5 separate regions of the Mus musculus genome follow, and all the other regions are linked to region 3. The links are chromatin loops, found by intact Hi-C in ENCODE. Cell type or tissue: heart. All regions are shown on one strand. Each heading gives the region's core, and the rest is flanking DNA. Links, peaks and the distances in the headings are about the cores only.

The links. Peaks named below come from ENCODE experiments on the same cell type or tissue, not always from the same donor. Only the 100,000 strongest peaks of a DNase experiment are listed, where the experiment ranks them.
Region 1: a loop joins it to region 3, with 2.8 times the contacts of the local background. A loop is called at or near these places in 11 of 42 quality-filtered maps.
Region 2: a loop joins it to region 3, with 4 times the contacts of the local background. A loop is called at or near these places in 7 of 42 quality-filtered maps.
Region 4: a loop joins it to region 3, with 2.4 times the contacts of the local background. A loop is called at or near these places in 12 of 42 quality-filtered maps.
Region 5: a loop joins it to region 3, with 2.6 times the contacts of the local background. A loop is called at or near these places in 6 of 42 quality-filtered maps.

The regions. Positions count from the first base shown.
Region 1 is chr9:111,201,530-111,208,005 of GRCm38, forward strand. It overlaps Lrrfip2 (leucine rich repeat (in FLII) interacting protein 2), which reads left to right. Exons shown (of 15, transcript NM_001374664.1): 9 at 4,226-4,318. Among named protein-coding and RNA genes, the nearest start is that of Gm51692, 29 kb to the right of the region's middle. In heart, for the core only: no CTCF peak of the experiment used is centred there; a DNase peak (open chromatin) is centred at 3,562; H3K27ac peaks cover 107 bases.
Region 2 is chr9:111,146,786-111,153,261 of GRCm38, forward strand. The region is part of intron 3 of Lrrfip2 (leucine rich repeat (in FLII) interacting protein 2); the gene reads left to right. Among named protein-coding and RNA genes, the nearest start is that of Lrrfip2, 32 kb to the left of the region's middle. In heart, for the core only: a CTCF peak has its summit at 3,039 (motif pointing left); a DNase peak (open chromatin) is centred at 2,646; H3K4me3 peaks cover 599 bases; H3K27ac peaks cover 2,598 bases.
Region 3 is chr9:111,090,526-111,097,001 of GRCm38, forward strand. No RefSeq gene overlaps it. Among named protein-coding and RNA genes, the nearest start is that of Gm26409, 18 kb to the left of the region's middle. In heart, for the core only: a CTCF peak has its summit at 2,756 (motif pointing right); a DNase peak (open chromatin) is centred at 2,336.
Region 4 is chr9:111,210,127-111,216,602 of GRCm38, forward strand. Lrrfip2 (leucine rich repeat (in FLII) interacting protein 2) reads left to right here. Exons shown (of 15, transcript NM_001374664.1): 10 at 4,015-4,147; 11 at 5,803-5,852. LOC115487194 (a long non-coding RNA gene) reads left to right here and starts at 5,859. Exons shown (of 2, transcript XR_003948252.1): 1 at 5,859-5,987; 2 at 6,042-6,476. In heart, for the core only: no CTCF peak of the experiment used is centred there; a DNase peak (open chromatin) is centred at 3,625; H3K27ac peaks cover 340 bases.
Region 5 is chr9:111,224,581-111,230,813 of GRCm38, forward strand. Mlh1 (mutL homolog 1) reads right to left here. Exons shown (of 19, transcript NM_026810.2): 17 at 5,663-5,755; 18 at 5,260-5,373; 19 at 3,648-4,046. The coding sequence ends at 3,879. Lrrfip2 (leucine rich repeat (in FLII) interacting protein 2) reads left to right here. Exons shown (of 15, transcript NM_001374664.1): 15 at 1-1,087. Among named protein-coding and RNA genes, the nearest start is that of Gm51692, 6.5 kb to the right of the region's middle. In heart, for the core only: no CTCF peak of the experiment used is centred there; a DNase peak (open chromatin) is centred at 4,011; H3K27ac peaks cover 1,681 bases.

The DNA.
Region 1 (6,476 bases), core at 999-5,998, 110 kb after region 3:
GACATGCATGCACACACATGCTCATACAAAAGACCAGTTCATGCTTGAAAAATTAATATCAATTCCTATATATTAAAATTTTAGTAGTTTCAAAGTGCCATAGGCTTTTTCATTTTTATGCTTAGAAAGCAATCAGAAGCTAGCCATGGTTGTGCACATAATCCTAGCACTTGAGAAGCTGAGGCAAAAGGATGATGGATTTATAGCCAAGATTACACTGAGACCCTTTCTCAAAACAAAACAGAAACAAGCTGGTAGGGTGGCACACATCTTTAATCCCAGTATGGAGGAATTAGAGTCAAGAGGATGTTCTTTGAGTCTGAGGCCAGCATAGTGTGGTAGTAAATTCTGGGCCAACCAGGACTGTCCAGTGAGACTGCCCTGCAATCTTGTATCATCCCTACCCCACCCCAGTCAACCCTCTCCCAGCCACACCCTCCCAGAATCCAGGTGAGCCCCACACCTTGGAATTAGTTGCTGTGTTGAAACTCTTAGCTATTGGTTCCCTTTCCACCTCTCCCCAGTACAGTTTAGATTTGAGGAAACTTGATTGCCTGTCCTATAAGCTTGCCTTTCTTAAATGCTTTTTTTTTTCATTCCCACAGTGTCTTTTGGGGGTGGTGGTGGGGGCGGCGCAGGGTGGTCCCTGTCCTCTTTAGTTCCTGTGAACAGGATGTCAGGTATAGAGATGTCATTAAATGTAACTGGAGCCCTTTTTTTGCAAGCCTGCTTCAGAAGTGGCATGGTCCTTTTTACAGAGCCCAGGTAGCTGGCTGTTTAGAGCGTAGATCCAGTTCCAAGGAATCTGATACCCCCTCCTGGCTTTCACGGTTACCAGGCAAGAAATTGATGCACAGTCATACATGCAAGCAAACACCCATACATACGAAAACATGAAAAAAATGATTCAATTCATATATAACTTCCTAAAAGCTATGATTCAGTGGAGTTTAGTATATTCACATAAAGGTGCATCTGTCACACTCACAAAGATATTGACATTCTCTCAAGTAGAATCTGAATCTTCTTTAGTCATCGTCTTCCTGTGTCTGATCCTCTGGCCCCAAGTAACTACTGATCTTCTTTGTGTTTCTGTATTTCCTCATTCTAGACTCTGATATCAACAGAATCATAAAAGGAACCATTTTATGATTGTCGTCTTATACTTAGTGTAGTAATCCCGAGTCAGCCATGTTGTGGCATTCATATAAGTGCTTCATTTCTTTCTGTGACATGTTAACATTCCATCTTTAGGGTAGCTACATGCGTTGGGGGATCCAGCAGCATTAATTGATATTTGGGTTGTTTTTCCCTTTGGCCTTTCGTGAGAAATGCTGACACGAACACCTCTGTAGTTTTTGTTGGGACATTGCTTCCCTTTGTCTGATTGCTTGGGAGTGGGATTGTTGGGTAGCCTGGCAACTGCACAGACCCTGAGAGAGCAGCGGACTTTGGGAGTAGTGTCGGCATTTCAGCTGAGGTGCTGCTGGCTGTTCTTAACCAGATCCTCTCTGCTGTTTGCCAGTGTTTGCCCTTTCCTGGCTGGCCATCTAGAGGATGGAGCTCTGATTTGCATTTCTCTGATAAAGCTACTGGTTTTGAATATCTTTTCATGGACTTTTGGTTTCTTTTTGGAAATTGCTCATTTTTCAGTTTTTATTACTGTTGGAAGACTATCTTTCAGATAAAGGTTACATAACAGATAAATGACTTTAGAGCTCTCTTCTCGAAGCTTTAGATTTCTTTTTATCCTCCTTATCCTTTGTGGCCTTTCTATCTTTTATCATGTCCATACTTAGGATCTTAATTTTTTATTACCTAGATGAAACAATTTGCATAGTTTTGAAAGTCAAGATAAGCCGGGCGTCTCAAGATAAGCTGGGCGTGATGGCTCACGCCTTTAATCCCAGCACTCGGGAGGCAGAGGCAGGCGGATTTCTGAGTTTGAGGCCAGCCTGGTCTACAAAGTGAGTTCCAGGACAGCCAGGGCTACACAGAGAAACCCTGTCTCGAAAAACAAAAACAAAAACAAAAACAAAAAAGAAAGTCAAGATAAAGACTCCTTTGCTTGTGTAGTTTCAAAATAAGGAGTTATACATTCACAGTGACCTATCATCCTTTATGAAGTCTTTATAAATTTTGTTCCTTTTGATGCTCAGATTTCCCCACTACTGGCTCTTGTGAGCTCCTTTTCTGCAGATTCCCAGGTACTTTGGCGAGTTCCATGCTTTCTGACAGATGAGCATGCTCTGGCCTTATCTTTAGCATCCTTTGTCAAAGGAGAGCCTCCATGTTCTCCCGCAGGCCTGGGGCTGCTCTTGATGCTCAGTCAGCCACTTCATGGCCCTTCACTCAGAATGTGTATGTGGGCTCTTGCTTGTTTGTCTGACAAAATGCACTATGTTGTGATGGTTCATGTTCATATGCATGACTGTAGGGATTATATCCAGTCCCTGATGGTCTCCATCTCCTCTGCCCTAATTTTTACTGCTGTACTCCACGTCACTCAGAAAAGCAAGGTCACAGTAACACTGGTGTAGTTATAGGAAGCAGCCACAGTGCTTGACTTTGCCTTTAGTTTGGGACAGTAGGCTATGCATAGCCAAAATGCTGTTTTTTAAAAGTTACTTGAAATAGATTTAAAACAAATTTTTTTATTATGGCAAAAACATACCACAATAAAGTTACCATTTTAGCCATTTTAAAGGGTGTAGTTCAGAAGCATTTTCTATACTGTTCTATGTGAAATCTGTATGTTTTAATTTTGCAAAAGTAAATTCTAAACAAATTAAGTTACTAGAGACATTTGGGCCTTTCTCTAGTCCAGGCTACCATTCTGCCTTCATCAGTACATGTCCTGACTCACAACACGCAGCCTGGAGCTCCTTCGTTCACAAGGCCTGATGAACACTGTCCCCATCTGTGCCACATTTTACCCCATCAAGTATTTATTTGCCTAGATGTGGGCTTTTTTTTACCTGGAGCTACACTTTAAGTTGAACTCTGACCCGTGTAAAGATAGGTAGATCTGAAGTCAAACAAAGGACATGAATTTAAATTTTATCTTTTTCATCCTGGTTTTCCTCTTTTTTTTCAGGGGAATTCTTTTTATTTTATTTCTATTTTTTTAAAAATGTCTTTCATTTTGTTTTGTGTATGTCTGTGCACCATATGTATGCCTGGCGCCTGTGTGGGTCAGAAGAAGGAATTAGATCTTCTGGAACTACACTTAGAGATGGCTGTGAGCCACCATGTGGGTGCTTGGGAACAAAACTCAGGTTCTCTGCAAGAGCAACAAGTTAGTTCTCTTCCCTGCTGAGCAACCTCTCTAGCCCTGGGGAAGTCTTCTTACGTTTAGTGATCGGTCTTTCCTTTTATAAGCCAAGAAGATATGCTAGCCAATTTTGATTAAAAAGAGAGCTGCAACATTTGAGATGGATGGAAACACGTCCGTTTGTGCTCCTCCCTTAGAGAACAGCAGCCCTCAGTGAGTGCTGCTCTGCTTGCAGCACACAAAGCTTGGCTGATTTCTCTGCTGCAGTTACTCCCTTGTGCCCATTCCTGGTGTTTGCAGTGTTTCTGTCCAGAAGTCATCCTGCAAACCGTGTGTGCTGACTCACAGAGCGACTGTTTCTCTTCCTTTGAGCATGTGTGGTGTGGGAGCTGTTCCCTTCTTGTTTCCTGGACTTTAGCCTGGTTTTCCTTTTTCTCGGTGGGGTTTTGTTGTTGTCACTGTTGTTATTTTAGGAGTTCTCCAGATGGGAAAAGCATAATAAATCTTTGACTCTGAACATAAAGGACGATTTCTTGGGTAGATTGTTATTCTTATCTTTACTCTGTGGTAGCTTTTGCTATTCTAACAATTTTAACTATTCTCTTGCTCCACTTGCCCGTCTTGTTTTGGATTTTGGAGCCCTCGACCTCACAGTCACTCATTTAAAACCTCTCCACTCTGCTTTCTGTTTTGGTGCCTTTCTCCCTTCCTCACGCAAGATGGAGAATTCATGTTTGACACTTCTCATGCAGGTCGGCCGTCTAGGTAGGTATGATTCTGGAAGTCACATGGGACCTCTGTGTTAAATTACACATGCTCAGCTTGTGTCTGTCCCATGACCTCGGTAACGACAGCAGTCACACCTGATCTCCTGACCTCTATGTTAAATTACTCATGTTCAGCTTTGTGTCTATCCCATGACCTCTACCAACTGCCTTTTCTTAATAACAGGAGTTAGAAAGGCAGAAACACATGTGCAGCGTGCTGCAGCATAAGATGGATGAACTCAAAGAAGGCCTTCGGCAGAGGGACGAGCTCATCGAGGTATGTGCTTCAACTGTGGAAATGCTCCGTTTTGAAAAAGGAGTTGGCTAGGATGGTGGTGTGTTTGTTGGAAGACTGTTCAAGTCCTATAAAGCAGTGTTCTCAGCTTTCCTAACGTGACTCTTTCATTCCTTATGTGGCCTGGTGACCTCCAACCATGAAATAATTTCTGATGCTACTTCATAACTATAATTTTGCTACTGTTATGACTTGTAATATTATTATCTGTGTTTTCTGGTAGTCTTAGGTGACCTGTGAACAGGTTGTTTGACCACTAAAGGGACCATGACATACATGTTGAGAACTGCTGTTATGAAGTTTACTTGTGTCAACTTGGCTCTCTCAAAATATTTTGAGAGCCGGGTGTGGTGACACACGCCTTTAATCCCAGCACTCGGGAGGCAGAGGCAGGCGGATTTCTGAGTTCGAGGCCAGCCCGGTCTACAGAGTGAGTTCCAGGACAGCCAGGACTATACAGAGAAACCCTGTCTCAAAAATTTTTTGAAAATAACATATAAAGTCAAGCATAAAAAATGAATGTTTAACAACTCTATAAAATTCTCTCCTTTAATACTAGGAGTTTTGGCCAATGTCTTTTATTCGTAAGCACTTTTTCCTGAAGATATCCTAGGAAGTTGGAAAGGGATATATTATATAGACCATGGATTCTCTGGGTCCTAGTGCATGCTCTGCTATAGGACGAGATTCTTGAGTGAGAATTCTAACCTTCACTCAGGTGGATACACTTGAGGTAGCTGAAGAAAAGGAGGAAGTTGTATAGATCTTTCTTTAGACTCCAGGGCTTCAGGGCTTCAGCTCTCCGCTGTGGAGGAATTCAGCCACACTGAGGCAGCATCCCTTTGCAATGGAGGGTAGGCCGCAGCACGTGGGTAGGCATTCATCCACTGCCGTCCCTGCTGTGCTCAAGTGTTTTGGTTTTAGGAAGAATTCCATGTGAAGATAGTAAGGCTTGATTTTTGTCATTTGTCACCAGTTTCTTGGATAATAAGCCCAGGGTGCTGGATGCAGATTTGGAAGCCTTAGTCTTTGTATGTTTTCAGTTTCTATTTTTTGGAAGTCAGTATCTATTGAAACCCGAGTTTCACATGTAATGCCTTTAGGTCTCAAGAACTAAGATCTGCATAATCAAGTGGAGAGTGTGGGAGTAGGGGCAGTGTTGCTGGTCATTGCAAGACAGTCTCTCACAGACGTGCCTACAGACTGACCTGATAAAAGACGATTATACGCACCTGAGACTTCTCCCCCAGGGGATTCTAGGCCACGTTAGTGCTAACTAGGAGGACATCATTACTCACCAGAAGACTTGATTGAGCACAGCTAAGTGTTAAAATCATATCTTTCTAAAAACTAATTTTTTATGTTTTATGATATTCTTGATATTTTAGTTTTTGCCAACAGAAATCAAAATGATCAAGCTGAGTTATATCTGTCTTCTTTAGTTCTGCTTCACCACGTAACATTCAAAGATACAGTTTCCTCTCTGGTAAAGGATTATTTGTTCATAAGCAAACACAAGTTTCCTTCTGTAATATAAGCGGGCTCCCTGTTTGGGTAGAAGGGCAGTCATCACAGGATGAATATTCGAGAGTGTGTGCGTAGGAGTGAAGGCCGGATGGCTGCCATCGAGCTGTGCTTGGAACGGTTATTCTGATGCCTTTTTTGACATTTGTCCTGCCCTCCGTTCTTGTGGTGCTGGGGATCAAACTCAGGGCCTGTACACACACAGCGCATGCTTGGCTGCATCCTGTCTTCCCTTGCTGACTGCTGCAGGCCAGCCAGGAGACAGTGGCTGTCACCTTTCCCTTTCCTGTGGATCCTAGACTTCCCCTCCTCCCTGTTAGAATTCCCCCACCTCCTTCTGTTTTCCTTCTTCTAACTCCCTTGCCTTCTTCTTTCTGCTTTTATTATTTTCCATCCCTCTTCTTCAGGAGAATCAGCGCCTCCAGCAGAAAGTAGACACCATGACAAAAGAGGTGTTTGACCTCCAAGAGACCCTGCTCTGGAAAGATAAAGCACTTGGGGTATGAGAGGAGGTGGGGCTTTGGAGAAGCTCGTTCCTGAGGGATAGACCAAGAGAATTTAACTCAGACGTGGCCAAAAAGCCACCCTTCTACCTGTTTAGTCAGTATGGATAAGC
Region 2 (6,476 bases), core at 1,037-6,036, 57 kb after region 3:
TGGGGAGGGGGAAGGCATGGTTGCGTGTTGGCATGTGCTGTATTTCAGGTGGCTGTGAGACAGCCACATGGAAACTTCACAGGGAGGCTTGAGAACACAGACTGCAAGCTCATAGGTGAGAGGTGGCCTTAGCAGACTCTCAATCCTTGTATCTAGTTGGCACATTGGGGTAATTGAACTCAGTGTGATCACCATCATCTAGGGCGAGGGGAAGGTGACTTCTCTTTAACTGAGTTGTAAGGAGTTCCAGGTCAAGTTAGAGTTTTATCTTTGACACCTTTTTTTTTGCTTTATGTATTTGATTTATATTATTCTGTACAAGTTGAGTTTGTCAGAGAAAATAATTCCATGAGTTAGGGTTCTTCCTCTTTGTAATTTTAGTGTTCTCAGTGTTGATTCACAAAATTCATAAATTATTATGAAATAGCAATTTCTTATTTTACTTAGGAGAAGTCAATGTCTTTCCATTTCTACACAGTTAAAAACAATCAAATGTCCTCCTTTCTGATTACTGACTTTACTAGCACGTCGTCTGAAAGAGCTGGTCTAAGTTGTACCTTTACCCAGAATTCTTTCAGGTGTCTTACAGTATGCATTGAGCCAGTCTGTTTCTCCCTTATCCTCAGCAGAGGAGAAAAGGGAGAGAGAGATGGAGCTGAAGCACTCTTTTTGTCACCAGGCTACCCACTGCTGCTTGTCACTTCCTGCCTGCTTGTTACTCCCTTCTGGAAGACCAGTGTTGCTCTCAGAACTTCACTGTCCCTTGATTTGTTGCTGTCTGGAATCAAAGGAGCATGATTATGCTAAAGGGTTCATTTTGTCTAGGTGTGACAGATCCTTCAAGCCCAGCTGTTGCTGGTATGGCCCCCGCCCAGCCCCCCAGCACGTCTATAGTACTCAGAGCCTCCTTTGGGTAGATTGCATCATTGCAGACCCTACGTTTTGCTTTTCTTGGGCTATTTATTAGTTTGTAATCAGATCTCAGTAATTAATCTTCTTAACCTTTGATTTCCTTTTTTATTTGGTAAGATTGTTTTTGCTGTCAAAGGTCTCTGCGTAAAAAAGAAGATAGAGTTTTTGACAATTATGAAAAGAAGAGTTACATTTTCTAGATTTTATTGTTTCAGTTTTATCTAATACATATTAATGCCTATGTTCAGAAAATTTTAAATATTTGTTCCTAAGTACCAAAGCTTTTTTTGTTGTTGTTGTTTTTTCGAGCCAAAGCTTTTTTTTTTTTTTTTTTTTTTTAAATTGTTAAACACTATACATTTCAAGGTCTAATTAAGAAAAAGGACACCTCACATTTTGGATTGAAGTGAAGTTGCTAGGAACATGGAGTAATAACTCTTATTTGTTAATTTGGAAACCATGGCAACACAATAAATATTATGCCTCTTAATTTGTTCTTCAGTGTTCTTTTGGCCCGAGTGCCATGGAAGAATAAACAAAATTAACAGTAAATGCTGAGCACGCACTACCTGAGTTAGTCATTTTTCTTGATGGTTTCACTCTTTTTTTTTTTTTTTTAGACACAATATGACTATAGAGCCCTGTCTGACCTCAAATTTATGATCCTCCTAACTCAAGCTCCCAAGTGCTGGTATTATAGGTTCCTGCCTTCACATACCTAGTGAGTGAGAAAAGATTTACTGCAGCTCAGTAGCCCCAAACTCATAGTGCCTTGTGCCTCAGTTCCCAGATTTTGTATTTTGAATCCCAAGTGTCTGCAGGTACAAGGGTGTGAAACAGGTAGTGGGATGTGGAGAAATGAACTGCCGGGCTAGTAGCTCATGGCCTATTATATGAATATATCACACTGTGTACATTGGGGGAGTTGGAATTGACTTTGAACTCTTTGGGACCACAATTAGATTAGGCCTCCAGGGCAGTTTCCCTAGTCACCACGGGAAGTGTCTGGGGTCTGGAGGAGGGGAGAGCTGGGGAGAAAGTTGCTGTTTGCATCTCTGGAGATGAAGAGAGCCTGGAGCAAGCTGTGGCTGAGGGAAGGGAGAATGGCAAAGTGTGGAGACTTGTGGGAGCTGAGGAGGTGGGCTCAGGGACTGTGCTGTGGAGGGAGGCTAGGAAAAGGGAAAGAGCCTTATGGGCCTTCACCACTTCATCTTCTGAGTTGAGGGACAGTGATAGAAGCTAAAAACAAGAAGAGAGACCTTAAAGTAAAGATTCTATGTTTAATTAGGGATTTATTGAGTCTGAAGTTCTTGTGGGACAGGACCCATTTCTAATAGCCCATTAGATCAGCTGGGTGGGAGAGGAGCCTGTCGTGGACATAAAGATTTGCTGACTTATCAACTGAAGGTAGTATCACCCAGGAGAGAAGATAGAATGCAGAGACAGAAGATTAAGCCTGGAAACTCCAGTTCTGTTAAAACTTTAAGGATCTACAAAAGAAATGTGTGTCCACACAGGATTCAGAAGAGGGATATTAGAAAGCACAGGGAAGACCAGAAGGTGCTAGTGCTACAGGACACCGGCAGTTTTCAGGAGGAATGAGGGGTTAGTGATTTCAGCTGCCGAGAGAAGTGAGATAAGAACTTAGGAATTCCACTGGGTTTGGTAGTTAGAGGTCATTAGTGACCTCTGACTGAGTAGTTTCAGTTCAGTGATTTGGCCAGAAGCCAGACTGTAGTCATTTGAACCAAGTGTGAAGTGAGGAGGGAGCTATGTGAGAACTGGGCTGCCAAGAGAGACTGTAGATCTGTGCTGGGTGCGGATTCCTTACTCAATTTTTTAAGATGGGACAGAACTTGTTCCCAATTTTGATGAGCCAATAGAAGAAGAAGCTAAGATAGGAAAGAAAGACAGGGTAGCTGGGACAGGGTCCCGGCTGGTGAGTCTTAATGGCAGTTTGGAGGGATGTGTTTGAGGGTGATGGGCTTGGGGCATTCTGACCTCAAACAGGAAGGACAGCTCTTCAGTGGGACTTGAGATGAAGGAAAAAGGACAGCATAGAGCCTGGGACGTCTGACTTGGGCAGGAAGATGTGGAGGGAATGCCTCCTTCAGGTCACAAGCTGTATTTTCTACTTCAAGCTCATCTTTAGACACATTTGAAAGATTCCTTCTGTGGTGGGAAAAGCATTGGAGCAAGTGGAGAAATACCTCATGTAGGAAGGAGAAGAAATGTGATATTGCAGAACTTTCTCCATTGACAGTGGATATCATTTCCATTGTATTTCTTAGAAATGCTCTCCTTGCTGTTTATTTAAAACAGTCTGTATTAGTATGACAGTTTTCAGTGGTGCCTACTTTGTTTCTGAAGGCCTCTGTGGTTCATAGAGTATATATGTCCTAAAAACAAAACAAAAGCACCTATTTGTGGTTCAGTAGGTTCTCTTCATAACTTGATGGACCTACCCCAACTTATAGAATGTATTTATGTCTTGGTTAACTCTATTGCCTCTGAAGTGTTAGGTACCAGATTCAGACTATCGTGAAGTAAGCATACCTTTGTTTCATACCAGAAAAGTAGTCTCAAGTGAGATGTGATATTCGGATTTTATCAAAGTAAACAGTGAACACTGCCCAGCTGATGAAGCAGCCCCTCCTTCCTTGTCTATCCAGTGAGCAGAGTTCTAAGAGGCTTGAAGGCCTCAGGTGGGCCTCTGATTGGAGTGCTGCAGGAACCTACAGCAAATTTAACCTGGTCATTGTGCCTGCTAAACTGAAGCAGTTACAGAATCTGAATTTAAAATGCAGAAAGCTTGTGGATGTTTTTGGGTATTGGACACCACAAGGTCTATCAAGACTGTCTATGTTTTAACTTTGAGAAGTTTTACTGTGCTTGTTCCTGGGGACTTCCGTAGGGTGACCTAATAGCATATAGCGGGAAGTCTCAAAGAAGGGAGAAAGTGCAGTTAGAATTAGGAAGCTTTGTAGTGCTCTAGGTGAAAGTGGTAAGAGCTGTTGGGAAGAGGAGGGATCTGCTGGAAGGAATCGAGGATGGATTTAGGAGGTTGGGAGGTCCTGAGGCTTGAGTGGGATGGTGTGGGCTCCCTTGTTGGAGACTAGCGAGGCCAGGCTGCCCACTAGACAAGGGTAGAGTTGTTTTCACTCACTCTGCTCTGCTGCTAGCTCATCCATTAGGTGTTAAGAGATGGAGGCTTTGATTATAGCTGAGCAGTCAGAGTGTGTGGTACTGGATCTGAATCCTCATTGGTTGAGAGCTGAAACTATGATCAAAGATGAGCAGAAAGGTAGGGCAGAGAAAAAGGAGGTTATCTACATCTGGTGTGCAGGAGGGAGTGGCCAAAGAACCAATGGAACAGCCAGGGCAGCTCCACAGAAAAGAGACTTGGAGCTCATTTGAAAACCATGCGAAGCAAAGCTCTGTGGTCTGTCTGAGGAGATTGGCTCAGACTGCATGTATAGACAGGTTGTAGTAGAGTGGGTGAGAGTCTTAGGATGTGGGTCTTGGCTCCAGTGTTTGCAGGTGAGGTGATGTTCTTGACAAGGTATTTGTCCTCTGTACCCAGAGATTGATTTTGTGGATTAGAAGCAATCAGGCATCCAGTCTTGCTAATGAGTCAGTGTACAAATGGCAACAGGCAGAGCAGTGAGATCTCCATTTGCCCACTATCTGCAAAGTGTGGCTTTTTTTTTTTTTTTTTTTGAGGTGGGATCTTGCTATATTGTCTTTGCTAGACTCATATTCCTAGGCTCAAGATTCTCTGGCCTTAGCCTCCAGATCAGCTGGGACTATAGTTATAACCGACTGTGCCAGGTGAAAGTTTGGGTTTTGATTACGAGGAAGTTATTCTGATAATATTGTTTAATTTTAGGTAAGGTTATCCGTTAGCAGACTTACTCCAGTTTGAGTTGGATTCTGATGTATTTTCATAAGCTGATTCCTCAGGCTGTATCCCTGGATCATCATGTTTCAAGGATTACTTAGGGTTTACTTAGTAAACTCAAGTAATTGGTCCAAGAAATGCTATATATTCTGTGCCCCTCTTTGAGATTCCTGATGTTCGTTGTTACTAATATTCTGACTTAAAAAGAAGTTCAACCCAATATTTCCTAACCCTTCTAGGTCATAAAATTTCCGTTCTTCTGTTTATACATTAAACTTTGTGAACTGGAATTTTGCATATTTTTAGTATTTCTCTCTCTCTCTCTCTCTCTCTCTCTCTGTTTGTATGTGTGTGTTTGTGTGTATTTGAGATAGGTTCTCATATAGCCCAGGCTGGCCCCTATGTAGATAAGGATGGCACACTCCTGCCATAGCCTCCTAGGTACCAGGATTACAGATGTTGCCTCCACACCTTGTAACTTGGGTTTTTTTTTTTCTAAATTCACTTTTATTTATTAAGAAAGCTTACCTTATGATATAATCCAGTAGGCTGGCGAGCCGTCTCAGTGGCTAAGAGCATTGAGTACTCTTTCAGAGGATCTGGGTTTGATTCCCAGAACCCACGTGCTGACATACAACTGTCTGCAACTCCGGGCCCAGGCAATCTCACACCTTCTTCTGCTCCTGGTCACTGCATGTGCACGGTGCTCAGGCATACATACAGGCAAAGCACCCATGCACATAAAATAAAGATAAAGATTAAAAAAAGAATATAACTCAGTGACCAACACATGTGCCATTTTAGGATATTGCATTCTTTTAAAATCTGCTTACTGTGATGTACAGTTATCATCTTTTATCAAATTGCAAAGCATTTCATCAGCCCCTGGAGAACTCGCTTCTTAATTAGCAGTCACTCTCTATTTCATCCTTCCCTGGCAACCAGTAGTCTAGTTTCTGTCTATATAGATTTGCTTATTCTTGGTATTTTATAGACATAGAATCTCGTGTCACTTTTCCTATCTGTCTTTTCTCACTCAGCAAAATGTTTTCAAGGCTTATCTATGTTGCAGCCTTTTCTAGTCCATGTTTGTTTTAATGACTGAGTAGTATTCCAGTAGTGGATCCCCCACATTTGTTTATCTACTCACCAGCTGCTGGAATGTTGGTTATCTCTGCATTTTGACTGTTCTGAGCAGAACTGTTGTGAATATTTGTGGGAACACTGCCTTCATCTCCCTTAGGTTCACATCTTTTGGTAAATGCTGGGCTTTATGGCAACTCTGTATTTAACTTCTGGAGAAACTGCTACACTTTCCCAGAGCAGCTGTATACCATTGTACACTGCCAGCAGTTGTGTAGGGTTTGATCTTGCCACATTCTTGCCAGCTCTAATTACTTTCCTTAAAATATAATTTGTTTTGTTAAAACCATTCTAGTAGCTGTGACTGGTGGCTCAGTGGATGTGAGGTCTTTTCCATCTTTTTTCCCCTCTGCTTTCTCATTAACCTTTTTTTTTTTTTTTGGAGTCTTAAAATATGTGACACAGTTTTGGTCAGGTTCTTTCCATTAACAAGCACTGAGTAAAAGCAAACAACAATAATGACTCAAAGCTTCCATATACGTAGAAACGTGTGTCCACACGACATTGTTTCCTCCTGAAG
Region 3 (6,476 bases), core at 703-5,702:
GTCAGATCCCCTGGAACCAGAGTTACAGACACTTGTGAGCTGCTATGTGGGTGCTGGGATTGAATCCTGGTCCTCTGGAGCAGTCAGTGCTATTCTTGATATACTCTCTCTGCTTTTTTTTTTTTTTTTTTTTTTTCGAGACAGGGTTTCTCTGTATAGCCCTGGCTGTCCTGGAACTCACTCTGTAGACCAGGCTGGCCTCGAACTCAGAAATCCACCTGCCTCTGTCTCCCAAGTGCTGGGATTAAAGGCATGCGCCACCACTGCCCTGCTCTCTGCTCTTTTCCTGCGTCTCGCATGATGTTTTTTCTATTATCTCTCCCTTGCTATTCTTACAGATGGTGATAAACCAGTCTGCTGGCTATGTTCAGACTACTTCTTTCTCTCTCTGCTCTGGTCTCTTCCAGATGCCCTGGTTGTTTTCCTCTCATATCTACAACAAACTCCTTCCCCTTAATCCTACTGTGGAGTGGTCATTGTCAATTTATACAGTTGGTGGGTCACACACATCTCTGTGGACACATGAAGTGATTTTTTAGATTGTTCTCCGTATTTCTGTTGGAAATAGTTAACAGAATCAAGAGACTAGTCAACAGAAAGTGGTTTTTAATATGCAATTCTGCAGAAAGGGCTGCCAGCTTAAAGAAACACTGAAAATGGCGAATGTACCGATTTGGCCCAAGACAGTGGTTTTAAGTATCCACTCCAACTCCACTGTGAGAAATGTTTGTCCTCCCCCTGCCCCTGCCCCTGCCCCAGCCTGGGACTTATCTCCTTCTCAAATTCCCCATCCTATTGATTTGGGACAAAGCCTTTATCTAATAAATCATTTAGTACTTGAGACTGTATCATTCTCTGATCATGGGCTTAGTCCTATAATAGACTCCTTTAACTTTCCAATTCTCATACTTCTGAGACTAGCAGGGACAGCCACCAGCCTGGGGGCTGCGGGGAGAGGGTACCTAGTGCCTCCTCCTTGCTTGTGCCTCTTACTAATGCTAAACATGCCCCATCCAGAAAATGTACTATAGCAATTCATTTCTTACATTTCCTAATTATGACCTGCCTTTCGTTGTTACCCTTTGAGGGAGAATTCGCCAATCCTGGACAAGGCCGGGGGGAAGCAGTGTTTGGTTCTTCTGGTGATGGAGGCTGGGGTAGAGAAGGCTTTGCTGGAGCACCTCAGTCAGGGTTGGGGAGTATGATGTCGCCCATCCATGCCTGGGAGCACAGCAGCTAACAGAAAGAAAGGAAAAGCACTCTGCTGCCTGCCTCCCTGAGGTATGACTGGAAATGATGCTGTAGCCAAGTCCCTGGGAGCCTCTGGGAGCCTGAGTGAGGACAATATCAGATAGTCCCTCTTCCTGGCTGGCCAAGGCCATCTCAGGGCTACAGTGCTCCCATCCCTGAGGTTTTGTATCAGGGTTTCTGCATCAGGATTCTAGGCTTTCAATTCACCCCAGACTTACTATTTCTTTGGAAGTGTGGCTGACTCTGAGCCCTGACCTTAGGCCTGCTCCTGACCACTTTCTGTCCCTCTGTTCTGAAGGGACAGAGCAGAGAGCTCCTTGCTGTGTAATAAGAGACGGGAGTCAAATGAACTACACAACAAACCACCCCGTGACTACAGACAGGAACACTGAAAGTCACCACAGAGAGACTGCCGTTCAGTCTCCAGAGGACAGTGCAAGCATGTGTGAGCCCCAGTCAGCAGCACGAGAATGGAAGCCATCTTGCTCTTGGTGCCGCAGAATCATTTCTGCTGATGAAACACTTGTCTCGGGAGCAGTTGTCTATTACATTTATTTATTATCATAGGGAGGGGGCTGTCATGTGAGTCTCAGTTTGCTTGTGGAGCTTAGAGGACAACCCGCAGATGTCAGTTCTCTTCTTCCATCCTATGGGGCCTGGACTTGAACCCTCATCGTCAAGTCTGGCAGTAAGTGCTTTTACCCACTGAGCCATCTTGCCCGCCCCTGGGAGCAATTTTTATGAGGGAAACATCTTGAGATTTAGATTAGCCTAAATCGAGTCTGAAGTTAGGCTCTTACTCCTAAGAAGGGTGGGTGGGATTAAATGGTCCCATCGGAATTCAGGTCCGGGCTTTTTGTGTTCCGGGCTGACACTGCGATGGGATACAAACCTTTTCTGGGCACCCATCCAGACATGCTATGGGTGTTGACATAACATTCTTGAGATGGGCTGTATCTTCTTACTTAGCAAGGCGACCCCTTCCTCTCACCAAAGACTGGCTCACTAGAAAACAAAAGACAGAAGCCTTACATTCAAATGGGCCAACGCAGTGGTACCATTCATGCCCCGAGGGATCTGCCTGTGGCTGGCCTCTGTCCCAGACAATCTCCTCACTTAGTTCTGCGCCTGCGCTGTCCTGCTCGCTTGACGCCTTGTCTCAGCCGCTGGATGCTGGAATCAGAGCATTAAAAGAAAGATCAGGAGCTTCGTTATTTAGGGAAGAAAAGGGATTTGAATGAAGCACAAGAAGCAGGTGCCTTGTAACAATGTTTTAAACAGAATTTAAAAGCCAGGAAAAAAAGGAGGGTAAACTAAGCAGAACTTGGCTTAGTATCAGAAGGAAGTTTCTAATAATCGGAGTTGTACACCATAGATAATATGATCTTACAAGTAACTGGTTACTTGGTGCCACACCTAATTCTTGCAGTAAGGATGCAAACCTACACTAGTTATTCACTTAACCAAAGGCAACACTGTACCTGTTGTTTCTCCAGCTGGCCACAAGGTGGCGGCAGCAGAGAAGTCCCAGGCAGGTAACCAACGAGAAACCTGGTTCCAAAGCTTACTCCGATCTTTAGTTGTCATAATAGGTGCTGTGTTTACTAACACAAATCTTTATAGGTTTTCAATCATCAAACCTACTGAAAAGTAAAAATAAATAAATAAATCACCAAAAAGCATATTTTTTTACTAGTAAAAAGGGAGGGATCGGAGGAGGTGGTTCAGTTGGTAAAGCTCTTTCAAGGCAAGCATAGGATGTGTGTTTGGAACCCCAGACTCCACACGCAGCTCAGCTGAGTGCAGAGGTGTGTGCCTGTGATTCCAGCCCTGGAGATGTGGAGACAGAAGGGACTGTGACATCTGAGAAACAAAAGGCCCATGTCATGGCTGTCAGCGCTGCCGCATTCCTGACCACAGAAGTTGAGAGGTTACACTTTTTGTTTTGAGCTATTAAGTTTTGGGGTACTTTGTTACACAGCGACAGTCTATGAAGCGCCCCAAAATACCAGCCTCCCTGGCCATATTTACACTCCATTTACTACACTCATGTCAAAGCCGCTTGCCCTGGCCCTTTCTACCCAGAATCTTCTGCCCAGATAGCCCGTGCTTGAATATCTTCTCTTCAAGTTGTTTCTTTTCTTCCACCAAATGGGACCCGGGGATGGGACTCAGGTTTTCAGCTTGGTGACAAACACTTCTCCCCTCTGAGCCATCTCACCAACCCCGACACTTCTGAATCTCATTTCCCATTCCCTGGTAACTTTCTTTCCCTGGTAACTTTCTTATAACTGACCAGAGCAAACAGGGGTCCTAAAAAAATTCAACTCCCAACAACCACATGAAGGCTCTCAACCATCTGTACAGCTACAGTGTACTCATATACATAAAATAAATAAATAAATCATTTTTTAAAAAAAGACTCCTCAGTTGAGAAAATGCATCCATATCACTGGTCTGTAGGCCAGTGTATGAGGCAATTTCTTGATTCATGATTGATGTTGGGAGGGGCCAGCCCACTCTAGGTGGTGGCATCCCTGGGAAGGTGGCCCTAAATTGTATTTAAAAAGCAAGATAAGGCAGCCGGGAGGAGCAAGCCAGCCAGAGAGCATTTCTCCATGGTTTCTGCTTCAATATCTGTCTTGAGTTCCTGCCTTGATTTCCCTCAGTGAGGGACTGTGTGACCTCAGATATGTCAGCCAAATAAACTCTCTCTTCTCCCAGTTGCTTTTGGTCATGGTGTTTATATCAGCAATAGAAAGGAAGCTAAGACAATCTCTTAGGCTGGTTCTACATACATTCTAAGAGTTTCCCTCAAATTCTCCTGTGCCTGGAGTGAGCGTTTCCCTAGTCCCTGAACACCGAAGTTTCCTTCAGATGCCATACGGCCTGAAGGTGACCAGGTAGCCCAGGGTACTGCTGAACATGAAGGAAAACATCCCGGATTTGAGACAGGGGAAGTAAAAGTGGGGTGACTGGCCACTTCCTGGTTCTGTAATCCTGGGCAAGTCACCCCTCCTAATTGTGGTTCCATTTCCTGTAGTGAAATTAATGTTTACCTCGCCTACCCTGCAGGAATGCGGTGGAAAGCAAGACCTTCCTTAAAACCTCATACCTCAGTGACCTAGGACAAGACTGACTTGCTGTGTTGTGACACCCCCAAGTCTGTGTCCACATTTGTCAACTGGGAGTGAAATATCTGCCACAGGGATGATATGTTCTAGAGGCCATAAGAGCTCCTAGAAGAAGGAAAAAAAATATGTGAGAATGTTCCAGAAGGGTGAACTGTATCCACAGAGGTGAAGGAGTGGGGCATGAAGGCTAAAGGCTGGGAAACCCAGACTTTGAGAGACTCAGTCACTTCCGGAAGCCCTAGCAGACCCTCTGTAGCCTGGGATTTTAACTCCTGGACCAGCAGGTTTTCATCACCCTGTCATCTTCTCTGTACCTCTTTTTTTAACTGACTCCTTCTCCACTCTCCCCATCCTCCATCCCCTCTCCCCACGCCTGCCAGAAGCAATTAGGCATGAAGAGCTACACTTCAGTGTCCCAATCATAATTTTTAAGGACTCTCTTCAATAGCTTCCTGTCTTGACTGTTTGTTTTGGGAAGAGGGAGAGGTTGTTATAGAAACCTTCTATGCCTCTCATTCTCAACTGTGAATCTGCAGTCATCTATACCTCTACAAAAAACGCTTTGCTGCCCATAACAGCTAGCCAGCAGCAGCATGGACCTCAGTATGGTCCCCAGTGGCAGCATGGACCATACTTACCTCTTTTTTAGATGTGTGCCTGTATGTGTGTGTATGTGTGCCTGTGTGTATTCATGTGTATGCCTGTGTTTGTGTGTGCTTGTGTGTGTGTGTGTTCATGTGTGTGCATGTGAATACAGAGGCCAGAGACAACTTTGGGCATGGTTCATCAGGTGCCACTCCCTGTCCCACCTTTTTTGAGACAAGGTCTCTCAATGGCCTGGAATTCATCAAGTAAGCTAGGCTGGCAGGCTGGCCAGCAAGTCCTGCCTCTGACTGCCCAGCGCTGAGATTACAAGGGAACACTGTCATGCCTGGCTTTTTAGAAATGTGGGTTTGGGGGATGTAAGTCAGGCCCACAAGCTTGTGTGGCGAGCACTTTATTACACAAGCCTGTCATCAGTCACACGCTGACTTCCTGAGAGTGATGAGTGGAGTCACATGATCAGGTCCATTTCCTCAGCTCCTTGGGACGCTCATGGGCTATCCCAAGCATGGCACCTGCATCCAGTTCCCAAGGATCCCATTGGGACCGGAGGCCACCTCAGGCTCCTGTGCCGGCTCTGCCACTCCCGGGGTGCCCTACCTCTTCCTAGCTCTTCGATTCAGACCACCATCTCCCTCTTAACAATGGCAGGAGTTTAGGCCTCTAATCTTCACTTGTAGAGTTTAACTGGCTTTGTTTGAGGTTTATTAGAGTGTAATTGTAGGCTAGGCCCTGGGGGCACTTCTGAACCTTTGTGTCTTGGTTGTGCCCGCAGGTGCATACAGGGCTGGTCTGTGGCTTTGAATCTGCAGTTTAGTGGGTTAAAAGCCCTAACCCTAACCTGATAATTGGTAAATAATTGTTTGGGCTGAAATGCTACAGTCTGATGGAAATAATAACAGTAACTATCCTTCATTGTTTATTGGGTGCTGGTCACTATGTTAAGTGGAGTCAGGGACAACTACATAAGGGCAAGGAAGTTGATCAGATTCAGGCAGTGACGTAGCCAAGTTAAACATAAGAAAACTAAGCAGACTCTCTATCCTCTGAAATCACTGCGTTCTCAAATCCTCCTCCGCCACGCCTCTTTCGGGTTCTCAGTTCCTCACTGTAGGTGCATCCTGCCCCCCAGCATGGGCGGTGGTAGAACTTCCCTTGGGCGAAACAACAGAAGACGGTGGTAGAATCACCACTAGGAGCAAGAGTTCATCCGGCTTGAACGATGTCACCCTTCCTCTAAGATCCACTATCCAGTGATTTGACTTTTTTATTTTTTAACTTCCAAGATAGGACTTCTCTGTGTAGCCTTGGCTATTCTGTTCCAATAACCAGACTGGCCTCGAACCACCTGCCTCTGCCTCCTGCCTCCTGAGTGCTGAGGTTAAAGGTGTGTGTCACCACCACCTGGCCCGTGATCTGACTTTTGAACACCTCTCCTGACTTGCCCACAACCTGCCCTTCTGCTCTCCTGACATGTATGCAAATGGA
Region 4 (6,476 bases), core at 925-5,924, 120 kb after region 3:
GAAAAAGTAAATCTTTTTATACTGAGGAAAGTTAGGATTCATGTTCAAGTGTAAGAAATGATACCAAGATATCCCTGTGTTCCCTTTGCTCACAAATGTCACATCTTGCAGAGCTGTAGTACAGTGTCACAGCCAGGCCATGCCTGGTGCAGTGAAGAACATAGAGCCACCTCCATTTGTCCTTTTTATAGACACCCATCTACCACTGCCCTCCAGTCCTGAGAGCCACTCTGTAATTTTGCCATTTTAAGAATGTTGTATAAATAGAAACCTATGGTGTGTAACATTTTTGGGCATAGATTTTTTTTTCCATTCAGCATAACTCAGAAAGTTCATCCAGTTGTAAGAGAGATTTATCCCCACCATAGCTTTTCTTTACATTGCGCCTATTACAAATAATGATTTGCCATCCTAACCATTGGACACATCAGTGCACACTGTCCCTGTCCTCTCCAGCTTACAGTCTGGACCCAGAATGCCTCACCCCTGCCAGCCACTGCTCCACCCTGTCCGAGTTAACTCCGCAGGCTCCTCATTGAGGTGCGGTCATAGAGCACTTGCCTGTTTATGGCTACTTGATTTCAGCAGCATAAGATCCTAAGCTTCATCAGCAAGGCACTGCAGTATGTGTGAGATCTAATGAATCTCAGTCTCTCTCTCTCTCTCTCTCTCTCTCTCTCTCCCTCTCCCTCTCCCTCTCCCTCTCCCTCTCCCTCTCCCTCTCCCTCTCCCTCTCCCTCTCCCTCTCTCCCTCTCCCTCTCCCTCCCTCCTTCCATCCCTCCCCTTTATGTGTATGTGTGTATGTGATCTTACTATGTAGTTCAGGCTGACTTTCCCATTTCCTTCTCAGTGCTGGGGCTCCAGGCATCCTTCACCCACACTCAGCAAATGTTCTTACTTTTTTAAACTGAATGGGATTTCCCTCATCTTTGTATCAGATTTATCTGTTGATGACCCCTGGGCAGCAGCGTCCATCTCTACCTGCTGTGGACATGTAGTGCAGACGTCTCTTTGTGCTCTGTTTTCAGTGATGCTGGGTCTATCCCAAAGCCACTTAGTAATGCTGTTTAATGTTTTTGAGGACCAGCCATTCTGTAGTCCACATTCCCCAGAGCAGTGAGCAAGGGTGCATGGTCTCCATTTCTTCACCAGCACTTGGTGCTTTTCTGTCTGGAGCTGTTACGTCATCTGCTTTTACTCTTTGCTCTTTCCAGTCCCAGGGATAGAACCCAGGCACGCACTCCTGACAGGAGAATGCCCTACTACCGAGCTTTTTTTTTTTTTTTGAGACAGAGTCTGTGTGGACCAGGCTGAATGCACACGTCCAGCTTCCTTTTTATTTGCTTCAGCTCCCAGAGCACCGCTCATCTCTAGCTTCATTTCCAAGACTACAATCTAATGACTTAGTCAGGAAGCAGCCTTCTCTCCCTCCTTTCTCTGGTGATACCAGTCCTCTCAGCACAGGCCTGCACGTCTCACAGGTTCTCACCTAGACTCGAGTAGTGCACATAAAAGGCCTCTGAGCTCTTGGCAAACCCAACCACAGATAATTCTCATTTTCAATAACTGCAGTTATTTAACTGGTTGCATAGTATACAGCCTGCTCTACATCTCTGTTAGGCTCTTTGTTGCTAAAATTAAATGTTAGATCTTTGACAAAGAATTATTTAGATCTCTGCAAAGATGAACTCTGTACTTTGATCTCTTGGCAGAGGCAATTGCTGCCTGCAGGCCCAGGGCGGTGGTTATGCGGTCAGGCAATACAGAGAATCTCAGATCTAGGATAAATAAATACATTTGACCCAATTATAAGGTATTTCAGTAGCTTTCAAGTTTTGTGGTGAAGTGAACAAATATACAGGATATATTTTATTTTCCTAACTGTAATTATGGGAAGAGGAAATTTTAAAATCTAAAAGTAAAACAAAACCCAGTACCATAATTTTGGAAGGAGGTACAAAAGCCACGTACTGGTGTTTGTTGGAATTCTTGAGATTGGTCTATTCCTGAGGTTTTGTATGCAGTGGGGTTATTGAGAAGCACTTTGTTAAAGTGACCCCCTCCTCGGCTACATGTCATGATTACAGCACAACTGCATGCTGTGCTTTTGTAACACACATCTAACCTGTGGTGAGTGACTGCTGTGCCTACAACACCCAGCTAACCCACAGGGTTCAGACAGGAAGTGTCCTGGGCTTGTTCTAAGGTGTCATTTGTTGTTAAGGGCATTGACAACAGCAGCAAATGTTTAAGGCTTCAGAATCTAGAGTCTCACATCACTTTACAGATAACTGCAGATAGAGCAGATGTGTGACTTTCCACCATTTTGGGGAAGAAGTTAGAGACTGACGGTACAGTGTGAAAAGTAAGGAAGGGCTTGTCTAAGGGGCATTTCCCCAGCATCATGTGGGATGAGCGTGAAAGAAGAGAATGCAGCCTCTCTAGGCTGTGCTGTAAAGCCACACGACAGGGCTTTAGAGCCAGAGGGAACTGCATTCGTCTTCTCCCTTGCTGGCTACTTTGGGCAGGGAGATGAGTGGTGCAGGGCAGAGGGCGAGCATCTCCATGAGGTCATCTATCCACTGCTACAGTCAGTGCTATGCAGTACTGGTACTCACAGGTAGCACCATGAGGGCTTTGTATAAATCACCCAGTCAGGGCCAGGCATGTTGATGGACACATGCCTGTTTTCCCACTGTGGGTATACATTGGAGGCCCAGGACTACATAGCAAGTTCAAGTCCAGCCTAGGCAACATGAGAGCTTCTGTTAAGCAACAAGAACCACCAGGAAACACTTTTTAGTCACCAAATAACCAAGCAGTTGACCACTTTTGACCTGGTGATGAGATAAAACATTAAATGCATGAAAAATATGCAGTAGAAGAACCAGTGCTCCCGCCAGGCTGCTGTGCTCCCTGCTTTCTCATCCTGGGTGTTAGAGTGTGGGTCCAGAGCCACCCACCTTTTCCAAACTCTGTAACTTGCCAAGTACAAGCAATCCTCCAAGGCTAGCATGTCTCTGAGGTGGGTGCTGCTGTTAGGCCTTCCGTTTGTCAGATAGCTGTGTTGGATGACTATTTCAGGGCCCCAAGGCTAGATTTGAAACCCCTGACCTCTTACTCAGCTGGGCTAGTGTTCACTTTGTGTTTATTTTGTTATTTTTTTCTCATTTTCTCATTGTATCAGAAAAACAAACGAATTATACTCGTGTATAATTAACATAAGCAGGTTGTGGAGATTCAGGTGATGTCTGAGTACTTTGCTCTAACACTGGGGAACAAGCAGCCAGTATTTAAAATAATTTATCCAGACTCGCTTTTCTTCCCAAACTAATTTCATCTTAAAACATTAAGCATATTCTTAACAAAACTACTCTTGTTTAACATGAAATGAAATGTGTGTTTTTTGTTGTTTGCCAAATGAAAACATACTGAGGAAGTAAGGCAGGAAATTTTTGTGTGTAAAGATGGTCTTCATGTGACAAGCATGTCTTGCCAAGTTCCTGCATGAGCCTGCTTCTGTTTAAACTCTCCCCAGCTGTGCACGCGGGCTGTCCCCACTGCCTGGTCACCGCCCCCAGGCTTCTAACCTCCTGCTGTAGGCCTTCCTGCTTATCGGATCAGTCACCTTTCTCTTGCTCTTTTTCTATGCTGTTCTTGCCCTTGCTACCCTGCCTAAAACCAGGCCCTAGAGAAACAGAAAGAACACATTGCCTGCCTCAGGAATGAGCGAGATGTGCTCAGAGAGGAGCTGGCTGACCTGCGGCAGACAGTGACGACAGCAGAGGTATGTCAGCCTGGGCCTTCTGCCCCTCCTCCTGCCTTACTTCTTTTCTGACCATAAACAACAGCCTAGATATGATGATTGAGCCGTTTCCTCCACAGAGGTATATCACATAACTAATTTCTCATTAGCTTTTACCCATGGCAAACATTGTTACAGAGATGCCATAATAGAACTTAGTTTCTGTGTGGATTATCATTTGTAATACTAAGTTTTTCCTTCTCCACAGAAACATGGCTTAGTTATAATCCCAGACAGCACTCCCAATGGTGATGTCCATCATGAGCCTGTGGTTGGAGCCATTACTGCTGTGTCTCAGGAAGCTGCTCAGGTCTTGGAGTCAGCAGGAGAAGGGCCACTAGGTGAGACACTACTTGCTATTTAGGCTTGGATTGGTGTCGGGCTTCCAGCTGGGGTCAGGGTAGGTGCAGAGAAGGAATCTGGGTGCATTGCCCTTAGGCATTCTTGATTCTGGGAAACCAGCAGTGGAGTCTTCATGAGGGGAGCACTGCAGCTTTATACACCTCTCCTTTTACTTAAAATAGACTTTGTGCAGAGTCCAGTGTGCCCATCCTGCAGGCAGCTCAGGGCTGGTGGACTTCCCAGCATATGCTTAGCCTCTTCCTGGCCCACATGGATTTAGAGTCTAAGCTTATCCTAGGACTTTGCCACCACTTTTCATAACGAGAGATTGATGATGGAACAGACCGTACTGAGTGAAGTGTGACTTCCAGAGCAGGGCTCGAGAGTAACCCTGGAGAGTGGGATGACAGCTTCTCTCCAGGAAGCCACAAAGGGGTCCAGCTCAAATGTTGCCCTATAATAAATCTTACACTAGGGGAAGAAAAACAGCACAAATAGATACGGTGTCATCAGTTTACATGTAATTTTTTTCTCCTTTACCTGGGTGAGCAGAGGAGAGACCCTGCAGGCATGTTCACCTCTGATATTTAACACGATGATGTCATTTGTAAGCCCACACTTAGAAACCACTCAAGTTCAAACCAAACCAAACCAAAAACCTCTTAAGTCAGTTTACTGTTTTGTTGTTGTTCCCATTTATGCCGTTCATAGCCTGATACTGTAGAGAACTGAAGACCACAATGGGCTGGCCCTTGTGGGTCCCTCCACCTTTGGGAACTGGAACTCACCCAGCCAGCCTTATTCATTATGGGTTTATCGGCCAGCTGTGAACCGCTGCTTTAACTGAACTAGCGGTGTTGCCTCCGCATGTGGGGTCTGTTCCCGCCCAAGGAGCAGCTGCCCTGGGCATCTCCCCAGGCTGGAGCCCATGCTCTGTATGCTTGATCCCCTTGTGTGCCTCAGTAAGTTAGCCGTGGGTTTAAACTTCACTTCAAGCCACTCTGAGTTTTCTGATCCATAAAGCTTTGTTTCGCCTTGAGGGCTAGAGTGCCTCACCCACCTGCTCCCACTTAGCCATTAGCCCACTGGTACCTTACTCCACACTCCTGGGTCCCACTCTTGAGTCACAGTGTGGCAGACATGGTAATTCCATAACTGAGAACCTAGGGAGTTTGTTTTTCATGTCTGAACTCCCGCTTATAAGTTGTGGCTGCCTTACCCAAAGCTTTCACCAAGTGTTATCAATTTCCATCTCTCCTTCATTCCCAGGCTGTCTTGCTAAAACAAATGGAGGAAGGGAACCCTAACCCGATGATTAAAAGACGCTCCACAAATTCACACCCCCAAATTAAAAAAAAAAAGAGTGGGAGACTCTAAAGACAACTGGGAAAAGCTTGTACATTTTTGCAGCAGCAGCAGCAGCAGCAACAACAACAGCAACACCTGGTTTCCTCTGTACCCCAGTTTGTCTCTAGGCAGAGAAAGTCAGTGCTCTGGGAACAGATACTTTATTTGATAGTATGAATAAAAGTATTCTTTCTATTGCAGTGAAAGCCTTTGTATCTTTTCCTGTTCAGATTGTAAATAGTGTAATTTATTAGATGTTGGCACCTTTACAAGTTCAGTTTACAGCCTTCCTTCCCACTTGTTCCAGATGTGAGGCTACGAAAGCTTGCTGGAGAAAAGGACGAGCTCTTGTCACAGGTAAGATGGCTACTCATCCTGTCACAGGTAAGACAGCTACTCATCCTGTCACAGGTAAGACAGCTACTCATCCTGTCACAGGTAAGACAGCTACTCATCCTGTCACAGGTTAGACAGCTACTCATCCTGTCACAGGTAAGACAGCTACTCATCCTGTCACAGGTTAGACAGCTACTCATCCTGTCACAGGTAAGACGGCTACTCATTTGAATCTATTAGTTTATCTCAGATAGGCGATACAGTGCTAATAAATTAGAATGTTCATTAGAAGTTAGAAATAGCTGGATGTAGTAGTGGTACATGTCTTTACTCTCAGCACTCAGAAGGCAGAGGCTGGTGGGTCTCTGTGTGTTCAAGGGTAGCCTGGTCTACATAGTGAGTTCCAGGACATAGAGAAACCCTGTCTTGAAAACAAACACAAAAAACTGAAAGAAAAATTTAGAAATATATTTCTAACTTTGGTACTCAAGTGACATTTAAAGGAAGAAAAGCTAATTTATGTTTTGTGTCTCAAAAAAGAATGTATAGGATACATACAAAGCTTGCTGCCCCACCCTTCCACCTTCAGCCTGACCATCTCCACCCTCTTTTAGCTGTCCCTCAGTATGAGTCACTGACTGGATG
Region 5 (6,233 bases), core at 1,234-6,233, 130 kb after region 3:
TGAGGGTAAGATATTTAAATTATATAAAAGTTTTAGAAAACAATATGGGGAGTGTATATTAAACTTTGCTACATGGGGCAGAGCAAGTCCAAGCCTGTACTCCAAAGACTAGGCTCCTCAGTCTTCACACCCACTGTGCTGTTCCGTGCGTTTTCATCTGCTGCTTACCTGTGAATGAAGCCTCAGACAAGCTCAAGGGAGGAGGGAGGGACAGTGCAGGCAGGCAGGGAATCCGCCTGAATCTACCTACTAAAACACACCTTTCTGCCATCCACGATTGGCTGAGGGCAGTCGATGTTAAAGAAGCCTTTAGGACAAGTCATGGCTACCATGTACAGTCTTGCTCTTCTTTTCTCAAGATGAGATACTCTGGGATACAGAACTTTCTTCTAGTTTTTTGAGAGAAAGGATCGATGTAGCCCGGCTGGCCTCCACCTCACAATCATCCTCATTGGGCCTCTTTGAGTGCTGGGATTCCAGGCAGGTACTTTCATACCTGGTTCCAGAATATAAAGTCCTTAAGAACTTTCATCTTTAAAGAGCCCAGTTCAAGATACCCCTGCCCCTGCTGTAACCACTTTATAGGGTTTGTGATTCTCATTTGTCAGAATCAAGGTGGTTTCATGGGAATGATTACTATAGCTCAAAGTGTTTACAGAAACTATATTGAGGAAAAAATCTAATGAATCAAAGCCTCTTAATAAATCTAGCCTTGGAACTAGATAATAAAATTAACTCAAAAGTGAATGATAATTGTCCCTTTTTTAGAGTCACTAGCCCTTCACTTTAAGGATATGGAAACTACATCCTGAGCTGAGAAGATCCTGTGCATCTTCTAATAGAAGCAACAATTGTATGGGCAGGAATGCAGATCTCTTATCGTTTCTCAGCTACAATCTGGTCATCCAGCTCTTCACACCTAGAAGGCACCTCTTCCTTTCCACTGACGTCACTCAGCCTGAATTCCTCCTGGGCTCCTGAACCTTCCCTCTGAGGAGCCCCTGCTTGGCCCTAGCCCTTGTTTTAGTCTATTCAATTGAAATGGCTCTATTTCTTCATTAAGATAAATTGTTTTCTTTTAACCTTCTTCATTGCATCCTGTGGTCTGTATTCTACTTTAAAATTCTGGGCATTTGTCCTTGGGCTGACTGTTGTATTTCTGCTGAGGAAGGCTGATATTAAGGTAGCTTGTTTGGGCACTGAATAATGAATATTTTTATTACTGGTTTTAGAGAAAAAGCCCTGGCTAACTCCAGTGGACTAGATTTGACCACCCACCCCAGCAAGTCACCACAGTTTGATAGCGAAGGAAAAGAATCATTTCATATGGCCATGTTGGGAGGAAGAGACAAAAAGGTCCCAGAAATCCAAACTAATTTTCCAAGTTTTAATGGTTCAAAAGAAGTAACAAAGGGGACAGCTGAGGTAGATATTACTGACGAAGCAATTCATCTTGGACGGGCCAGTGATCTGACAGGTAATTAAAGTTCAGGTCCTATGAAAGGCTCTGGAGAAGTGGTTGCTGACATCTCTTGATAGTTTCCATGGCATACTTAGTTCCCCTCTCCAAGTGTAGCCTCACCACTGTTGGAAGTGTGTCATTCTGAGGGGTAAGCTGTCCTAGGAGTGTTATCTACGAGTAGCTTTGGTCCTTTGTCATAAAGATAGTTCTCACCACTTCTGTACTCCTCAATTCCAAAGTTTCTCTGAAACAGAATGACTCAGGAGGGTAAAAAAGATATCCAGAGAAGGGCAAAGTAGTTGCTGAGGCCGCTGACTTTTTTTTGCTTCCCCAGGATCTTCCAAACAAGAACCCCTAGAAACATGTTTACAGCCATGAAGTGGGCTAACTTACCTCTTACCAGTTCAAAGATCGGGCAAGGGTGGTTTAAGTTTTGTCCCTAGTAATTAATTAGTTTTGATTACTGGTAGTGAGGGAGTCTCACTGAAGTCAACACTCTTTTTCTCATTGTTGACCAAACACCTTACACGTAACATAGGCCTGGATAGATTTCTTTTGACTCACAATTTAAGAGTAAAGTCCATTATAAATGACAGAAGGTGTGGCAGAGCTCATGGGCAATACTTGGCAGATGGTTTTTCGAGTAGAAAACCCTTTACTTAGCATGCTGGTCACACTTTTCAAGTGAATTTGCATATCTACATGCTGAAGCTTTGGTGAGAGGAATCTTGACCTTCAAGTCACCTTTGCCATTGCCCAGTACATTAAGGTCCCTCTCTGAGTCTTTGTCTACACTCTCCTTTTCTGCAGCTTTAAATGTGTTCATCCTCCTTGTTTTTTTCTCACCAGACTGAATATTTTTTATCTTCAATTCTGAATTGTCACTATCAACCTCAATAAGCACAGTGACAACCATGTCACACCCAAAGGTTAAGCAGTTTTGAAACTGCCTCTGCCAAACAACTTACCATCAGCCTTACTCAAGGTCATGAAAAGACAGAGCCTGGCCTTTGCCAGCTCCTATTCCCGTCCTTGTTCTCAACCCGCATGAGCCATGCCCTAATGGGCTGTATTTCTCCTAACCCCCCACCAGAATCAAGTTCTGTTTACAATATTCCAAAGCTCCCCGAGCCTCAACTCCAAACTTCTACATCCCTCTTGTAGACCTGTTTCAAAGCCTTTATGCTACATGGCAAGTTTATCTGAGCAACAACCCTGGCTGGCTGCACCAGTGACAAGGGTGTCACTTTTAGGCAGGGTTCGCTACAGAATCAGAATTCATGGGATGCATAAAAGGGATTAATGGAGTAGGGGCGAGGCAGTTCAAGGATGTCTGCTTGCAAGCTGGAAAGGTAGAAAACTTGGTAGCTGTTCAGTCCACAAGGCCAGATGCCTTAGTTGGTCCAATCTGGCATCAGTAGTCTAGAAGATCACTGCATGGAGCCTTGGTACCTGATCTACCTTGGAGGGCAAAGATGTCTGATGGCAGCATCAGGGTAGTACAGGCAGGTGTGTGCTTTTTTCCTGCAATCTTCTCATACCCAGACTATTGGAAGTGGTTCCTGCTGCCAAGTGTAGGATAAGCCTTCCCCAATCAGTTATCTGCTCTGGAAACAGTCATAGACACGCCCAAGCATCTTTCCTAGATACTCTAAATCCAATCAACTGACAAGACTGACTTACGTGCTCTAGACTTCTTTTTTTGAGGCAGATTCTCACTATGTAGTCTCAATTTGCTTGGAATTCACTCTGTAGCCCTGGCTGGCCTCGAGCACATAGATCTACCTGTCTCTGCCTCCCAAGTGCTGGAGTCAAGACATGCACAGTGCCCAACCTTGGGATTTGTTTTGCAAAACTAGAGTTAAGAAAGTTTTAAGATGGATTTAATTAAGCCTGAACCTTGAGGGATGAGATGCAGGAAACCTAAGACATGGACACGGGCTTCTCAAAAATGCTATTCCAGGGATTCTTTTAAAGGAATCTGAACTGACGAAGCTTGGTGTCAGACAGCAGCTTTCCAGACCACCACCATCAGAACATGATTTGGGGAAACTTGAAGAGCTTTTTTAAGAGTGTGTGTAGAAATGCCTCCTCAGTGCCCAGAGGCTTTCAAACTTCTTTTTGACATCATCAACTCTACCCAGTATTTACTAGTTGAAAATCATTTTAGAAAGTTTTCCAATGTGCGGTTATATAAAAAAAAAAAATCACACCAATACACGTGAGTTTATTTGCAGCCAATCCACAGGTGAAGTACATTAAGTTGCAGCACCAATACTGGGATACAGAACAAGAATAGTGAGCACTGGAAACCCTGGAGCTTGGAAACCAAGTGTCCTATTCTGTGGCTTCCAGATTAGTACCATACACTTCGCCTTGGATGGTCATGCAGTCTCTACGGTGGCTATGATTGTATTTAACACCGCTCAAAGACTTTGTATAGATCTGGCAGGTTGGCAAGCTGCAGGACATTGCCATCTTCTGTGAAATGCTTCGGAGGTAGGAGGTGTGAGCGGAAGGCTTTATAGATAATGTGCTCCACAGTCCACTTCCAGGGCTTTGACGTGGAGCCAGGCATGTCACTCTGGAAAATATATGACACACCACTTATCTCCCCACATAATGACAAGACAGGCACTGCGCCTGGAAAGGTCTCAGTGGTGAGTGTGGGTGAGCTGTGCAAGGCTTACAAAGCAGCCTCTGCAGGAGGCTTGAGATCCCACAGGGCTGAGCAGAGGAAACAAGGCTTGTAAGGAAGCAAAGGAAGCAATTATTTAAGGGAGCATGGCCTATGGGAGAGATCTTTATCTCCTCTTCCTAACATTTCTGAGACTGGCTCCTGGATCATAGCTCCCACCATATCTGGGGTGTCTGACCCCATGGAGGGTAAACTTGCCTCACCATTGCTCAGTGTAAGCCTTGGATGCCTCACAAACAAAATGTTGTTTCCCAACCCTCTGGTTCCCATCAAATAAGCTCGACCCTTTCTGTGCTTCATCTTCCCCACCTGGGGCCTCAGCCTGGAACCAGGGCTAATTTCTGTTCACCACTGTATGCACTGAAAACCCTGAGCACACCAACTGTCCTGGTCAGTCAACAGACTTCACCATCACTAAGGTGTATGCATTTAGCAGCTCCTGACTCTTAGAAAGTCCTGAGTCTCTCCCTCCTTCTGAAATGTGAGTGAGCAATCCCATCTGACTGAAAACAGTGACAACAGGAGAAGCCAGGCTCTGTATCAGGCTGGCCTATGAGAGGGATGGTAGCCACATGAGAGGGGTGGTAGACACTGTCTTCCTAGTCAGAAGGCAGAAGTCAGATGCAAAGCAGGGAGAAGCTGAGGTAGACTGAGGGCTGGCCTAGCATCTGAAGACTTGGGGCTAAGCGCTAACACTGATACCTACAGAGCTGCTGGCTTAGAACACTCTGGCCTAACAGCTCCTTTTCATTCTGATATCATACGCACCACTGTGTATCTGACAGGTTCTCAGATCATTCTGGAAGTCTATGTTCTAGTCCAGCAGAAAGAATATTCATGAATAAAAGCTGACCACTGTAAAAAGTTGAGTGTGCTGGTATACGCTATAATCTCAGCACTTAGGAGGCTGAAGCAGGAGTTCAAAGCCAACATTAACCATATGCAAATTCCTGGGCTTACAAAGAAAAGTTGAGGGCTGTTGTTTGAACTTTGTCAATATAAAGTGAGCCGATAGGATTTTAGACATGATTTAAGTCCCATACCCTAAAGTCATGAGACCTGCCCCAGTCCTGGACGCCAGTGTACATTACCACAGTACCTGCTGGCCTGAGAGGGTCGACTCCTCCAGTATATACTGCTTCCGAATGGAGTAAAACATAGCACATTCTTTACTGAGACTTTCAAAACACTCCTTTTCTTCATCCCAATTCACCTGCTCAGAAGGCAACACAAGGCAAGCATTCAGTTCAGTCAGGGCTTTAACAGTTCATCTCTGAACAGGTCACAGACTTGACAGTTCAGAAGGGACGTGGCTTTTCTGGCACTAAGACCTGGCTGGGAAGTATTGTTGGGATGACTAGGGGGATGGGTTGATGGGGGCCTCAGCTGTGGGTTTTTTCTTTTTAATCTTTTCCATTCCAAATGAAGGAATTCTCCCTCTAATACACACGCACGTGCATACACACACACACACAGCTTATTTAGCATCTGCTGCTGTGTACCTCAGTGGCCAGTCGAAGAATGAAGATAGGCAGTCCCTCCAAAGGTGGCACATAGCTGTCAATCAGAAGAGGTAATCCAATCAGGTTCCCTTCCTGCTTGTGGGGAGAAGGCCAAGAAAGGTGGGTAAGAAAGAATGGCACTATGGCTGATAGGTTTCATGTCTCTGGTGCTTCTCCAAGCCTTGGCGTGCAGGTTGCAGGATGGACCCCGTGAGCTGACAGCGTTTAAAAAGAGCCTGTGGTTGAGAACTCTTTCTTCTGGATCTGCTTGCAAATGTCAGGACAGGAAGCCCCAAAGAACAGGGGAAAGGAAGAAATGGAGCGAGTGTTGAGAGTTCATTTACTCTGTGGCCTGCAGCGACTGGGCTTCAGCTTTCCCTCGTGGAAGAGTCCTTTGAGAGGGAACAGCAGGAATAGTATGGCTGTAGTATCTCCAGTGCAAATGAGAAATGGAGGAAATACCATGTATGATAGATACATGCTGCTTCTGAGGGGAGGCCAGCCTTTTTGTCCCAACCTAGGGACTTGACTCTTATCTGAAAAATAACTCCAAACGACCCCACCCAATTTA